Regions from separate parts of the Homo sapiens genome. Here region 1 is linked to region 2. Evidence: read pairs that join two places in POLR2A ChIA-PET (ENCODE). Cell type or tissue: B cell. All regions are shown on one strand. Each heading gives the region's core, and the rest is flanking DNA. Links, peaks and the distances in the headings are about the cores only.

Region 1 (7,792 bases), core at 1,836-6,835, 660 kb before region 2:
TATATCAAGAGTACTATATATCAAGACTATAGCCTCTTGATATTTTCCCTACCCTCCCATCCTGCCATACCCATGTCTCCACTAGCCTATATAAAACATAAAATACTTTTCATCAAACTCTCTGTAGAGAAGTGTTGCTGGGCGAATAAGAAAAACCTGATTGACTAGAAAGCAAATGTAAATGTAATCTCCTTTCTTTTCAGTGATTCTACCAGAAAGGAATGAAGAACAGAACCTTCAGGAATTGAGTCACAATGCAGACAAATATCAAATGGGAGATTGTTGCAAGGAAGAGATTGATGATAGTATTTTCTACTAGCCATTGGGAAGATAAAAGGAGACAGAAGATTGAAGCCTTTGCCAGCCATTCTTTCCCTTTTTGCTTCCAAACTCCTCAACTGGGAACCTTCATATGTGCAGTATTTATATTGGATCATACTGGTGATTATAAAAGTTCCTAGGAGGCTAGAAGAGCCAACCAACAGAGAAGGGAAAGCAGTCTGTTCTGAACATAGGGACATAAGTTCATTCATGCCAAGTATCTTTCCAGCATGTTTCTCCCATTTAGAATATCTAGCATGTAAGGCCTTTCAATATTAATATAAGCCCAATATCAGCTCTTTCTCTTTGTATTTCATCTCTTTCTACTCTCCTATTTGTATTTTGTGTTCCTATCAAAGTGTCGTATCTGGGAGATGACCTGCCTTATCCTGTTCTATAACAGTTTTGTTTGCTGCTGTGTCTTTAGAACAGTGCCTGGCACACAGTAAGCACTCAATAAATCTTTGATGAATGAATGAATGGTTATCTTTTCTCTCTGGCAATCCAAATTCACCACTCCTTAAAAATTCTACATAAGATTTGCTGGCTGGGCGCAGTGACTCACGCCTGTAATCCCAGCACTTTGGGAGACTGAGACAGGTGGATCACCTGAGGTCAGGAGTTTGAGACCAGTCTCAACATAGCGAAACCCCATCTCTACTAAAAGTACAAAAATTAGCCGGGCGTGGTGGCAGGCGCCTGTAATCCCAGCTACTTGGGAGACTGAGGCAGGAGAATCACTTGAGCCCAGGGGGGCAGAGGTTGCAGTGAGCTGAGATCACGCCACTTCACTCCAGCCTGGGCAAAAGAGCAAAACTCCGTCTCCAAAAAAAAAAAAAAAAGATTTGCCTATTCCAGCAGACTTCTACCCAATATCAATCTAGATTTAAATCACTTGATTTTCCACATCCCTTTAGCAATTATGTATAGTTTGCACTTCATTAACCTACCCTTATTTATGTTACTTCTCACATACACCCATATCTCTTCTGTATTTTCAATCAAAAGATAATGCCTCAAATGTTATATATATTGTATGTGCCACTCAACAGTGCCTCATATGCTGCAAAAAAAAAAGACAGTAAACAATCGGGGTACCTTTTTGTCTTTTAAGCCATATTTTCTGGGTCAGTGTGGTCTTTCAAGGGAGTTTAGACAGGCTCTATTTTTTGTTACTTCACTCCTATAGTATGTGACTGTAAATTGTTCCTTCAGTGTTCAATTTAAGTACAAACTAAAGAGAAACAGTTTCCTAAAGAAAAACATTTTAAAGTTACAGAGACACCTATGTGTTCGTAACATTTCTCCAGAAATATTTGAAGTAACGTAAAACTTCTGGACTGGTCAGTTTAAATATTTTCTTGGAATTTCTATAGAAATTTCTGTGGAATGGTGTTATATTGGAAATATTAATTAACTATAAGAAGACTCCTACTTCTTCACAGAGAACAAGCAGGGATATCCTGGATTTTCACAGTATTTAGGCCACTCCTTAATTGTCTCATGAAGGAATTAAGGTAGTGGAACACATTCAAGAATTGCTTAGGTGTCAAAATAAGACAAAGTGTAACAGTTTTTTTCTGTAGTAGATTTTTAAATAGTTAAAAGACTCTGCCCTCTTTATCTATACTGTATTCTGGCAATAATAAAGTTGGGCAGCCTATACATAAAAGCAATTTCTAACAATGCCAAATTAACAGCAGTTTCTTGGCCCTTTCCTTTCCCTCCATGAAAGTTACAATATTAGGTTATTTCACAGGTTTCCTCCATGCCCCCCATACCCAACCTAAAACTGTGTTAGGCTGTCAAAGAAAACAAATCAGGTAAGATTAGTGTTTGCCTTTACGCAGTCATTCTAAGTACACATAAAATCATACATAATATGAAAATACAGCAGGAAGAGAAACATCAAACCATAGAACTGAGTTTTAGTTTTACTGACATTTATATGGCATACTTCCTGTTTTTGATTTCAGAAGTGCAACCATGCAGTGCTTCTATGAAAAACTGAATAGTTGAGTACAGTTTGAGGATTATAACAACTTATCCAAAGGAAACAAACAGACCTAACTTACTGCTGTTTTCATTTGTGGAACTGCTATCTTTGTTGTAAAAAGTTGAGTATTTTTCAAACATCATTTAATAATAGGGTAGCCCCTAAAACAAGTAAGGAGCTATAAGTCTGAGTTGTGAATTTGACTAGTAATGGAATAAGAAAACCAAGCCAAACTCCATCTAAATATGTATGTAAAGGTAATGCTTGTAAAAATTTGCTTTTTCCTCATTTTGAGATTTCAGTTGCCAGTTGACTATTGGTATGCAAAATTAACAATTCTGCCTAAAGGAGGTAAACGATAGAGGTTAATTCTTAAATAAAAGTCCCTTTGTTTCACTATTAACTTTTTCTATTTGAAGCATAATTGTGTCAGCTAATTTATTTTTTGGTAACCACTTAGGAATTTGGGAGGGAGGGGGGCACTCAAGTAAGCAATGACAGCCAGCTAGACATCAAAATCCATGTTCTCACTTCATGGCCGTACAGATAAATTTCATTTCCTAGCCTCTCTTGCAGTTAGATGTGGGCATATGACTAAGCTCTAGCTAGTGGAATGAGAATGGATGTCAACTACTTTAAGCTCTTTAAGTCAACTAAAGAAATCAACTACTTTAAGCTCCTGTCCCTAAAAAACTCCCAACAGACTGACCCCTCCAAGGAAACCTTGGAAGTTAGGTCCTAAATGCTTAGGTACAGTAAGACCTTGGAAACTACTAAAGAAATAGTAAAGTAAACTTGTTTTGCAAGAACAACTTTGAGCCACTATATATTTTGGGGATGATCTATTATGGCAATTAGCCTGCCGTCATTAATTTGATCTATAAAACATATATGAAGTGTCCCTGTGATACACAACTCCAGTGGTCACACACTGTAATGTATGCAACTGGGATTTTTCTGAAGCACAACTGAGAGGCTACAGGTATGCATACATATGGATATAGGTAAATGTTCCTCCCAGGAGTGGTAAAATGCTGTGGCTTTGCCAACTAACTCCAGCTTCTCTCATGGGTTTTATTGTGGATGATTATTGATTTGTGTAAAGGAACTTCCCTTTTGTGTCTGTGGTAATAGATAAAGGTGGAATGGATCCTCCAACAAGAATCTTGAGGGGAAAATATATACTTATGATCAAAATAAGATATCTTTCTTGGGTTTGTCCAATAGTGATGGCTACATAGTCTTCCTATTACCTTTTATCTACAGGCAGGCAGTAGGCCATAATAGTATTAGAAGCCCCTCCCTTTCTCCAAAAAAAAAAAAAAAAAAGTGCTCTGAGCAGTAAAGATATTTAATTTAACATATCTGCGCTTCATGTTTCTCATCTGTAAAATGAGAGTTGGATTATATCACTTCAAAAGTTTCCTTTTTTCACTAAACATTCTCCCATCTATGACTACAATGTCCAGAGCTAATGGTAGAAATATATATATATATATTTTTTTTTTTTGAGAGGGAGTCTCCCTCTGTAGCCAGGCTGGAGTGCAGTGGTGCAATCTCAGCTCACTGCAACCTCCGCCTTCGGAGCTCAAGCGATTCTACTGCCTCTGCCTCCCTAGTAGCGGGGACTACAGGCACGCACCACCATGCCCAGCTAATTTTTTTTTTGTATTTTTATAGAGATAGGGTTTTAACATGTTGGTCAGGATGGTCTAAATCTCTTGACCTCGTGATCTGCCCGCCTTGGCCTCCCAAAGTGCTGGGATTACAGGCATGAGCCACTGCGCCCGGCCAAAATAATTTTTTTTGTTTTCTCTTTTATTTTGAGACACAGTTTCGCTCTTTTTGCCCAGGCTGGAGTGCACTGGCACGATCTTGGCTCACCACAACCTCTGCCTCCTGGGTTCAAGTGATTCTCCTGCCTCAGCCTCCGGGGTAGCTGGGATTACAGGCGCCGCCCCCGCCCCGCCCCGCCGCCACCACCCGCTAATTTTGTTATTTTTAGTAGAGACGGGGTTTCTCAGTGTTGATCAGGCTGGTCTCAAACTCCTGACCTCAGGTGATCCGCCCACCTCAGCCTCCCAAAGTGCTGGGATTACAGGTATGAACCTCCGCGACCAGCCTATTTGAAATAATTCTTAACATGAGCATTTCTTCAGATTTCAAGTTGATATTACAGAAGCGCAAGTGCTTCATAGAAACTTGAAATTATTTTAAAAAAATGTTTAACTCTCACCAAGGCACAAGAGAGGTTATACTCTTCTCCCAAACAAGCTATTAAATTGAAAGGATTTTAAACTTACCCAAGGTTTTTTAGAGTAGTTTTATTATTATTATTTTATTTATTCGTTTTTTTGAGATGAAGTCTTGCTTTGTCACCAAGGCTGGAATGCAGAGGTGTGATCGGCTCACTGCAGCCCCGACTTACTGGGCTCAAGTTATCCTCCTGCCTCAGCCTCCTGAGTAGTAAGGACTACATGTGTGTGCCACAGTGCCCGGCTAGTTAGAGTAATTTTAAAACACTGTGTCACTTCTCTGATTTCTATACTTTACTCCATGAGTGGAGAAATAATATCAAAGCTAATACAGAATGTGATAGTTATTGAAATAATACTATAAAAAGTCAAAAACTAGACAGCAGATTTTATAGTTTTTCAGTGAATTTACCAGTTAAAAACCTTAAATTTTACTTTTCCTAATTGTATGTTTATAATGTTTCAATGTAATAACAATTCATATAATAGCACATTCAGGATCATGGCAAAATCAGCTAAGTCATAGTTAACACACACTCCTTGTCTCTACGTATGTGGTGCTAAGTCATATTTTTGGTATAGCTAACAAATGATTTTTTGTCTGTCTGCTGGTGGGGTTTTAATCTCCTGGATTTCAACTTTGGTTAAAGTTAAAAAATACACTATCCAGACTTTATACAGGCATGAATTGGCTTTAATTCACATTCTTTTGCTGCAGGAGAGCTGCAGAAATATGGACCTCACTCAGGGATGATACTGTTTTAGAAAGGAGAAGGGACAGGCTGTATAACATTGTCCAGAGTGGAGTTTTCATGTTGCGAGAAAGCCATGTATAGGCCGGAGTACATGAGTAAAAGGAATAACAACTCCCCCATCCCCTGCCACAAAGGAACAAGACAGGAGAGCCAACAATAGTATTTTGACTATTAGTTGACGAGTATGGATTCTAAAAATATCTTTACATAATTGCAGAAATTGAGGAACAATCTAAATGTTTAAAAATGAGATTGATAAATAAATTTTGGTATATCTATATGTTGGAAAGCTATGCAGATGTTAAAAACAGGTTTTCAAAACTATTCAGTAACATGAAAAAATGGTCATTATAAACTACTGAGTGACAAAAATAAGATATAAAACTATATGTAGTAATTAGCAACTATATATTTTAAATACAGGAAGGAAACATGAATGTTAACATTGGTTTTTCTCTGGCTGGTGGGATTACAGATGACAATACTTTTGTGGTTTCCAACATTTCTCTAGTTAACACATTCTGTTTACAATTTTAAACATTACTTTCAAAGAAAAAATGTGATATATGTAAATATGGTTATATAAAATCTGTATACATATGTATTTTATTTATGTATATCAAAACCAGACCAAAAATACTGAGTTTGATAGTTTTCAGATTGACACTGTAACAGAATACTTTCCTTGACCCTCATTTTATGTTGAGATCTTTATGGCAGTGAAAGGGCTAGAGAGAGGCATGTACTTTCAGAGTTTCTGAAATGACATGTATAGTATGAAAAAGCATAGAAGCATTCCTCAATTTTCACATCTTGAATTTTAATACAACCTGTAATTTTGTACATACTAAATGAATGTATTAGTTTTCCAAGCTACAGCATTGGTGGCCAGTTAGCAGTTAATAATAATATTTTTCAAAGGATAATAAATGAAAATATTGTTGGCCAGGTGCGGTGGCTCACACCTGTAATCTCAGCACTTTGGGAAACCAACGCAGGTGGATCGCTTGGGTCCAGGAGTTCTTGACCAGCCTGGGGCACACAGCGAGATCCCGGCTCTACAAAAAAAAACTAAAAAAATTAGTGGGGCATGGTGGCATGCGCCTGTAATCCAAGCTACTCAGGAGGTTGAGGTGGGAGGATCACTTGAGCCTGGGAGGCGGAGGTTGCAGTGAGCCGAGATCCTGCCACTTCACTCCAGCCTGGGCAACAGAGTGAGATACCATCTCAGGAAAAAAAAAAAAAAAAGTTGAATATACTAGAGATCCAAACTATTTGGAGGAATAATTGATTTTCTGGGCAAAGCTAAGAAATAGAAGTTATTCATACTATTGGCTACAAATTTGTAAATATATTGGATTATACTCCCTCCCAAATCATAACTCTTAATCCTGCAGTTTTATTGCATTTTTCTGGGTATTTAGTTTTGTGATGCTTTTCTGGGAGACTAAGTTAAGAGACCCAAACTCAGATTTTAAAATTAGTTCATTTTTTTTTTGTTTTACATTTTTCTAATTATTTCTATCAATGAAACTGTGGCATATTACAAAATTTCAAGATAAATAATTTTCTGTCATGTTTCATAGGTCAAGTAAAAAAAAGGTTCTGCAGCTAAAATAAGGCTTAAGGGGGAAAAGTGGCCAGCAGCACATTCAAAGTTTATGAGCACAGACTTGGGGAATCGGATAGATGTAGGTTCAAATTCTTATACTGGGGGTAGGCAAGAAAGATGCATAAACAGTGAATTTTAAAGTTTGGAGGGATTTTAGAGATCATTTAATCAAAATCCATTGTTTTGCAAAGGAAACTAACACCCTGGAAAGTTAAATATCTCACCTAAAGTTTCAATCCCAGCATTGCTACTCATGTTATCTAGGTTTGCTTACTTCCCAAATTCAGCACTCTTTACTTTCTACTACAATATGCTACATTTGAGGTTGGAGGAGACCAGATTATAGAAAGTACTGAAAATTAGACCAAAGAGTTTGAACTTACTTTAAATCTGTCTGTCTTCATTATTATTATTATTATTTGGAGGAGTGGTACTGGGCACAATGGAATGATAATGATCAGAGTCATAAAAGATGTATAGAGATCCTATGTTTCCTGAAAATTCTGTATCATACTCAGTACAACTTTAAACATTCTAGGGGAGAACCCAACTCATTTCTTTGTCTTATTTAAATAATACTGAGTAATGGAACTGACTAGATTACAGTTGATAACTATTTTATTTTTTCACTTGCTTTTGTCATTTTATTCCATGAATTAATGGTATACATGTGAGATTAAACTGATGCTGAGTTGGGAGGCAACACTGTTTGGTTCTGAAGAGCAGACTTTTCCTTAAAAGTTAAAATATTAAGAATAAAATCAAAACAAAAACCTTGAGTCTAAATTTGAATATGACTCTCAACTTTAAAAGGTAGTCCACATAAATTTTTCTCCTTAGATTTATTTTTGAT
Region 2 (7,792 bases), core at 1,824-6,823:
TATGTATGTGTGTGTGTACGTACACATATATACATATATATATTTGCTCTATATAGAATTTCAAGTTGGTATTTTTTTCATTCATGATTTTATTTTTTTTTTATTATACTTTAAGTTCTAGGGTACACGTGCACAATGTGCAGGTTTGTTACATAGGTATACATGTGCCATGTTGGTGTGCTGCACCCATTAACTCGTCATTTATATTAGGTATTTCTTCTAATGCTATCCCTCCCCCCTCCCCTCACCCCACGACAGGCCCTGGTGTTGATGTTCCCCTTCCTGTGTCCAAGTGTTCTCATTGTTCAATTCCCACCTATGAGTGAGAATATGCGGTGTTTGGTTTTCTGTCCTTGCAAGAGTTTGCTCAGAATGATGGTTTCCAGCTTCAGCCATGTCCTTACAAAGGACATAAATTCATCCCTGTTTATGGCTGCATAGTAGTCCATAGTATATATGTGCTACATTTTCTTAATCCAGTCTATCATTTATGGACATTTGGGTTGGTTCCAAGTCTTTGCTATTGTGAATAGTGCCGCAATAAACATACGTGTGCATGTGTCTTTATAGCAGCATGATTTATAATCCTTTGGGTATATACCCAGTAATGGGATGGCTCGGTCAAATGGTATTTCTAGTTCTAGATCCTTGAGGAATTGCCACACCATCTTCCACAATGGCTGAACTAGTTTACATTCCCACCAACAGTGTAGAAGCGTTCCTATTTCTCCACATCCTCTCCAGCACCTGTTGTTTCCTGACTTTTAAATGATCGCCATTCTAACTGGTGTGAGATGGTATCTCACTGTGGTTTTGATTTGCATTTCTCTGATGACCAGTGATGGTGAGCATTTTTTCATGTGTTTTTTGGCTGCATAAATGTCTTCTTTTGAGAAGTGTCTGTTCATATTCTTTGCCCATTTTCTTGATGAGATTGTTTGATTATTTTGTTGTAAATTTGTTTAAGTTCTTTGTAGATTCTGAATATTAGCCCTTTGACAGATGGGTAGATTGCAAAAATTTTCTCCCATTCTGTAGGTTGCCTGTTCACTCTGATGGTAGTTTCTTTTGCTGTGCAGAAGCTCTTTAGTTTCATTAGATCCTATTTGTCTATTTTAGCTTTTGTTGCCATTGCTTTTGGTGTTTTAGTCAAGAAGTTCTTGCCCATGGCTCTGTCCTGAATAGTATTGCCTAGGTTTTCTTCTAGGGTTTTTGTGGTTTTAGGTCTAACACTTAAGTCTTTAATCCATCTTGTGTTAATTATTGTATAAGGTATAAGGAAGGGATCCAATTTCAGCTTTCTACATATGGCTAGCCAGTTTTCCCAGCACCATTTATTAAATAGGGAGTCCTTTCCCCATTTCTTATTTTTGTCAGGTTTGTCAAAGATCAGATGGTTGTATATGCCGGTGTTATTTCTGAGGCCTCTGCTCTGTTCCATTGGTCTATATTTCTGTTTTGGTACCAGTACCATGCTGTTTTGGTTACTGTACACTTGTAGTATAGTTTGAAGTCAGGTAGTGTGATGCCTCCAGCTTTGTTCTTTAGGCTTAGGATTGACTTAGCAATGCGGGCTCTTTTTTGGTTCCATATAACTTTAAAGTAGTTTTTTCCAATTCCGTGAAGAAAGTCATTGGTAGCTTGATGGAGATGGCATTGAATCTATAAATTACCTTGGGCAGTATGGCCATTTTCACGACATTGATTCTTCCTATCCATGAGCATGGAATGTTCTTCCATTTGTTTGTGTCCTCTTTTATTTCGTTGAGCAGTGGTTTGTAGTCCTTCACATCCCTTGTAAGTTGGATTCCTAGGTATTTTATTCTCTTTGAAGCAATTGTGAATGGGAGTTCACTCATGATTTGGCTCTCTGCTTGTCTGTTATTGGTGTATAGGAATGCTTGTGATTTTTGCCCATTGATTTTGTATCCTGAGACTTTGCTGAAGTTGCTTATCAGCTTAAGGAGATTTGGAGCCAAGACGATGGGGTTTTCTAAATATACAATCATGTCATCTGCAAACAGGGACAATTTGACTTCTTCTTTTCTTAATTGAATACCCTTAATTTCTTTCTCTTGCCTGATTGCCCTGGCCAGAACTTCCAACACTATGTTGAATAGGAGTGGTGAGAGAGGGCATCCCTGTCTTGTGCCAGTTTTCAAAGGGAATGCTTCCAGGTTTTGCCCATTCAGTATGATATTGGCTGTGGGTTTTTCATAAATAGCTCTTATTACTTTGAGATATGTTCCATCAATACCTAGTTTATTGAGAATTTTTATCATGAAGCGCTGTTGAATTTTGTCAAAGGCCTTTTCTGCATCTATTGAGATAATCATGTGGTTTTTGTCTTTGGTTCTATTTATGTCATAGATTATGTTTATTGATTTGCATATGTTAAACCAGCCTTGCATCCCAGGGATGAAGCCAACTTGATCGTGGTGGATAAGCTTTTTGATGTGCTGCTGGATTCAGTTTGTCAGTATTTTATTGAGGATTTTCGCATCGATGTTCATCAGGGATATTGGTCTAAAATTCTCTTTTTTTGTTGTGTCTCTGCCTGGCTTTGGTATCAGGATGATGCTGGCCTCATAAAATGAAGGAGGATCCCCTCTTTTTCTGTTGATTGGAATAGTTTCAGAAGGAATGGTACCAGCTCCTCTTTATACCTCTGGTAAAATTTGGCTGTGAATCCGTCTGGTCCTGGACTTTTTTTGTTGGTAGGATATTAATTATTGCCTCAATTTCCGAGCCTGTTATTGGTCTATTCAGGGATTCAACTTCTTCCTGGTTTAGTCTTGGGAGGTTGTATGTGTCCAGGAATTTATCCATTTCTTCTAGATTTTCTAGTTTATTTGTGCAGAGGTGTTTACAGTATTCTCTGATGGTAGTTTGTATTTCTGTGGAATCGGTGGTGATAACCCCCTTTATCATTTTTTATTGTGTCTATTTGATTCTTCTCTTTTCTTCATTAGTCTTGCTAGTGGTCTATCAATTTTGTTGATCTTTTCAAAAAACCAGCTCCTGGATTCATTGATTTTTTGAAGGATTTTTTTGTGTCTCTATCTCCTTCAGTTCTGCTCTGATCTTAGTTATTTATTGTCTTCTGCTAGATTTTGAATTTGTTTGCTCTTGCTTCTCTAGTACTTTAATTGTGATGTTAGGGTGTCAATTTTAGATCTTCCCTGCTTTCTCTTGTGGGCATTTAGTGCTATAAATTTCCCTCTACACAGTGCTTTAAATCTGTCCCAGAGATTATGGTATGTTGTGTTGTTGTTCTCATTGGTTTCAAAGAACATCTTTATTTCTGCCTGCATTTCGTTATGTACCCAGTAGTCATTCAGGAGCAGGTTGTTCAGTTTCCATGTAGTTGTGCAGTTTTGAGTGAGTTTCTTAATCCTGAGTTCTAGTTTGATTGCACTGTGGTCTGAGAGACAGTTTGTTGTGATTTCTATTCTTTTACATTTGCTGAGGAGAACTTTACTTCCAACTCTGTGGTCAATTTTGGAATAAGTCTGATGTGGTGCTGAGAAGAATGTATATTCTGTTGATTTGGGGTGGAGAGTTCTGTAGATGTCTATTAGGTCTGCTTGGTGCAGAGCTGAGTTCAAGTCCTGGGTATCCTTGTTAACTTGCTGTCTCATTGATCTGTCTAATATTGACAGTGGGGTATTAAAGTCTCTCATTATTATTGTGTGGGAGTCTAAGTCTCTTTGTAGGTCTCTAAGGACTTGCTTTATGAATCTGGGTGCTCCTGTATTGGGTGCATATATATTTAGGATAGTTAGCGCTTCTTGTTGAATTGATCCCTTTACCATTATGTAATGGCCTTCTTTGTCTCTTTTGATCTTTGTTGGTTTAAAGTCTGTTTTATCAGAGACTAGGATTGCAACCCCTGCTTTTTTGTTGTTTTCCATTTGCTTGGTAGATCTTCCTCCATCCCTTTATTTTGAGCCTATGTGTGTCTCTGCACATGAGATGGGTCTCCTAAATACAGCACACTGATGGGTCTTGACTCTTTATCCAATTTGCCAGTCTGTGTCTTTTAATTGGAGCATTTAGCCCATTTAAATTTAAGGTTAATATTGTTATGTGTGAATTCAATCCTGTCTTTATGATGTTAGCTGGTTATTTTGCCCATTAGTTGATGCAGTTTCTTCCTAGCCTCGATGGTCTTCACAATTTGGCATGTTTTTGCAGTGGCTGATACCAGTTGTTCCTTTCCATGTTTAGTGCTTCCTTCAAGAGCTCTTGTAAGGCAGGCCTGGTAGTGACAAAATCTCTCAGCATTTGCTTGTCTGTAAAGGATTTTATTTCTCCTTCACTTATGAAGCTTAGTTTGGCTGGATATGAAATTCTGGGTTGAATATTTTTTTCTTTAATAATGTTGAATATTGGCCCCCACTCTCTTCTGGCTTGTAGAGTTTCTGCTGAGAGATTCACTGTTAGTCTGATGGGCTTCCCTTTGTGGGTAACCCGACCTTTCTCTCTGGCTGCCCTTAACATTTTTTCCTTCATTTCAACCTTGGTGAATCTGACAATTATGTGTCTTGGGGTTGCTCTTCTCGAGGAGTATCTTTGTGGCGTTCTCTGTATTTCCTGAATTTGAATGTTGGCCTGCCTTGCCAGGTTGGGGAAGTTCTCCTGGATAATATCCTGCAGAGTATTTTCCAACTTGGTTCCATTCTCCCCATCACTTTCAGGTACACCAATCAAATGTAGATTTGGTCTTTTCACATAGTCCTATATTTCTTGGAGGCTTTGTTCTTTTCTTTTTACTCTTTTTTCTCTAAACTTCTCTTCTCGCTTCATTTCATTAATTTGTTCTACAGTCACTGATACCCTTTCTTCCACTTGATCGAATCAGATACTGAAACTTGTGCATGCGTCACGTAGTTCTCGTGCCGTGGTTTTCAGCTCCATCAGGTCATTTAAGGTCTTCTCTATGCTGTTTATTCTAGTTAGCCATTCGTCTAATCTTTTTTCAAGGTTTTTAGCTTCCTTGCGATGGGTTCAGACATCCTCCTTTAGCTTGGAGAAGTTTGTTATTACCGACCTTCTGAAGCCTACTTTTGTTAACCCATCAAAGTCATTCTCTATCCAGCTTTGTTCCATTGCTGGCAAAGAGCTGTGATCCTTTGGAGGAGAAGAGGCTCTCTGGATTTTAGAATTTTCAGCTTTTCTGCTCTGGTTTCTCCCCATCTTTGTGGTTTTATCTACCTTTGGTCTTTGATGATAGTGACCTACAGATGGAGTTTTAGTGTGGTTGTCCTTTTTGTTGATGTTGACGCTATTCCTTTCTGTATGTTAGTTTTCCTTCTAAGAGTCACGTCCCTCAACTGCAGGTCTGTTGGAGTTTGCTGGAGGTCCACTCCAGACCCTGTTTGCCTGGATATCACCAGCAGAGGCTGCAGAACAGCAAATATTGCTGCCTGATCCTTCCTCTGGAAGCTTCATCTCAGTGGGGCATCCAGCTATATGAAGTGTCAGTGGGCACCTACTGGGAGGTTTCTCCCAGTTAGGCTACATGGGGGTCAGGGACCCACTTGAGGAGGCAGTCTGCCTGTTCTCAGAGCTCAAACTCCGTGCTGGGAGAACGACTGCTCTCTTCAGAGCTGTCAGACAGGGACATTTAAGTCTGCAGAAGTTTCTGCTGCCTTTTGTTCAGCTATGCCCTGCCCCCAGAGATGGAGTCTACAGAGGCAGGCAGGAGCTGTGGTGGGCTGCACCAGTTTGAGCTTCCAGGCCACTTTGTTTACCTACTCAAGCCTCAGCAATGGCGGACGCCCCTCCCCCAGTCAGGCTGCTGCCCCGCAGTTCGATCTGGGACTGCTGATCTAGCAGTGAGCAAGGCTCTGTGGGCATGGAACCCACCGAGCCAGGCGCGGGGTGTAATTTCCTGGTGTGCCGTTTGCTAAGACTGTTGGAAAAGCACAGTATTGGGGCTGGAGTGACCTGATTTTCCAGGTACAGTCTGTCACAGCTTCCCTTGGCTAGGAAAGGGAAATCCCCCAACCCCTTGAGCTTCCTGGGTGAAGTGATACCCCACTCTGCTTCGTCTCACCCTCCTTAGGCTGTACCCACTGTCCAACCAGTCCCAGTGAGATGAACCAGCTACTACAGTTGGAAATGCAGAAATCACCCATCTTCTTCATCGATCACGCTGGGAGCTACAGACCGGAGCTGTTCTTACTTGGCCATCTTGGAATGGATCCTCCATTCATGATTTTAAAGATATTTTTCCATGTCTTCTAGCTTCATTTTGTCCTATAGAAACTAGACGTCATGTTTATACACTTCTACATAATATGTCTTCTTTCGATGCTTTTAAGATTTATTCTTTGGTTTTCAGCAGTTTGACCATGATACAGTTAGTTATATTTTTAGTTGCACTTACCCTATTTGGGATTTGCGGAGTTTCATGAATGTGTGGGTTGCTGTTTTCAATCAAATTTAGAAATTTTTCATATAATATAGTTGCAATTTTTTTTCTTGCTCCATATTCTCTCTCCTCTCCTTCTTAAATGTGTGTCAGACCTTTTGAGACAATTGCACAGCTCACTGGGGGTCTGCTAAGTTAAAAAAAAAATCTCTTGCTCTCTGTCCTTCAGTTTAGATGCTTGCTATTGGCTTTCTTCATGGACACTACTCCTTTCTTTTGTTGTGTTAAATGTCCTGTTAATCCCAGGAAATGAATTTTTTAAAGATTTTCTTTTTCAGTTCTAGGACTTGACTCCCATTTGTTTCTTTTTACGATTTACATATCATTTCTGAAAATTTCCTTTTTTTCACCCATTATACCCATGCTTTCCTATAAATTCATTAACATATTTATCGTAACTATATTAATTTTTGTCAATGTTAACGTCTGGTTAATTTCAACATCTCGTTATTCTGTAGGTCTCTTTCTACTTCTGTTATTCTCTGGGGTATGTGTTACACTTTTCTGTATCTTTGTAAGTCTAATAAATTTTAATTTCATACTAGATATTGTGGGTGATGTTTTATGGAGACTGGATTCTGTTATCTTCCTCTGAAGAACGTTGACTTTTGTTTTAGAAGGTAGCTAAATTACAGGCAGATGAACTTGATTTATGAAGCTTGGTTTTAGGCTGTTAGAATGGTTTTATTTTAGTTTTGCAACTAGCCTAGGATGAATCCCTAGTCCTGAGCCTTAAGGTATAAGTTCTGGGTTTTAATTTTAATAGTTTGAGGCATTTTTCAAGTCTGTCTAACTTATCAGGACTTGAATTCCAAACTGTCTGCCTGCATTGGGCAGCTACTGAAATCTCCGCAACAGCTTTCTAGCTTTTGTTTTCTCTTGAGTTTCTTGGAGTCTCATCCTGTGCATGTGTAGACTAGGAATCGGCCAATTATTTGAGGGAAATTTCTATATAGTCCCAAACTCCATATTCTGATTCCTCAGTCTCATAAGACTACCACTTTCTGCTTCAGCTCTGTGGGCTACACGTAGATGGACTGGGAAGTAACTTTAGTGGAAAAAAACATATAAATGTGAATTTCACTCAGTAAGGGTCAAATCCCCACCAGTTTCTGCTAGCTTTTGTTTATCTCCGAATTGTTTGTTCCCAGAGTTTACAATAGCTATTGGCAGGAAAGTATTCAAATTTTCACTTTGCCATTAGTCTCTTTTTTATAATTCTCATCTGTTTTCCCTTTGTTATCTTTGGGATAATTTCATCACATTTATCTTTCCATGCATTAAATCTTCCTCTAGCTTTGTTTTGGTGACTATTTAATCTATCAATTGAGTTTTATTTTCAATAATTGTGTT

What was found. ChIA-PET counts read pairs that join two places held together with the same protein. Peaks named below come from ENCODE experiments on the same cell type or tissue, not always from the same donor. Only the 100,000 strongest peaks of a DNase experiment are listed, where the experiment ranks them.
Region 1: POLR2A ChIA-PET joins it to region 2 with 7 read pairs; 2 of 35 experiments call an interaction of 5 or more read pairs at or near these places.

Annotation. Positions count from the first base shown.
Region 1 is chr13:50,104,501-50,112,292 of GRCh38, forward strand. The region is part of intron 1 of DLEU2 (deleted in lymphocytic leukemia 2); the gene reads right to left. The region is part of intron 2 of DLEU1 (deleted in lymphocytic leukemia 1); the gene reads left to right. Among named protein-coding and RNA genes, the nearest start is that of DLEU2, 17 kb to the right of the region's middle. In B cell, for the core only: no CTCF peak of the experiment used is centred there; a DNase peak (open chromatin) is centred at 2,241; H3K4me3 peaks cover 1,465 bases; H3K27ac peaks cover 4,261 bases.
Region 2 is chr13:50,768,197-50,775,988 of GRCh38, forward strand. It overlaps a transcript of DLEU7 not described here. Among named protein-coding and RNA genes, the nearest start is that of DLEU7-AS1, 36 kb to the right of the region's middle. In B cell, for the core only: no CTCF peak of the experiment used is centred there; a DNase peak (open chromatin) is centred at 4,865.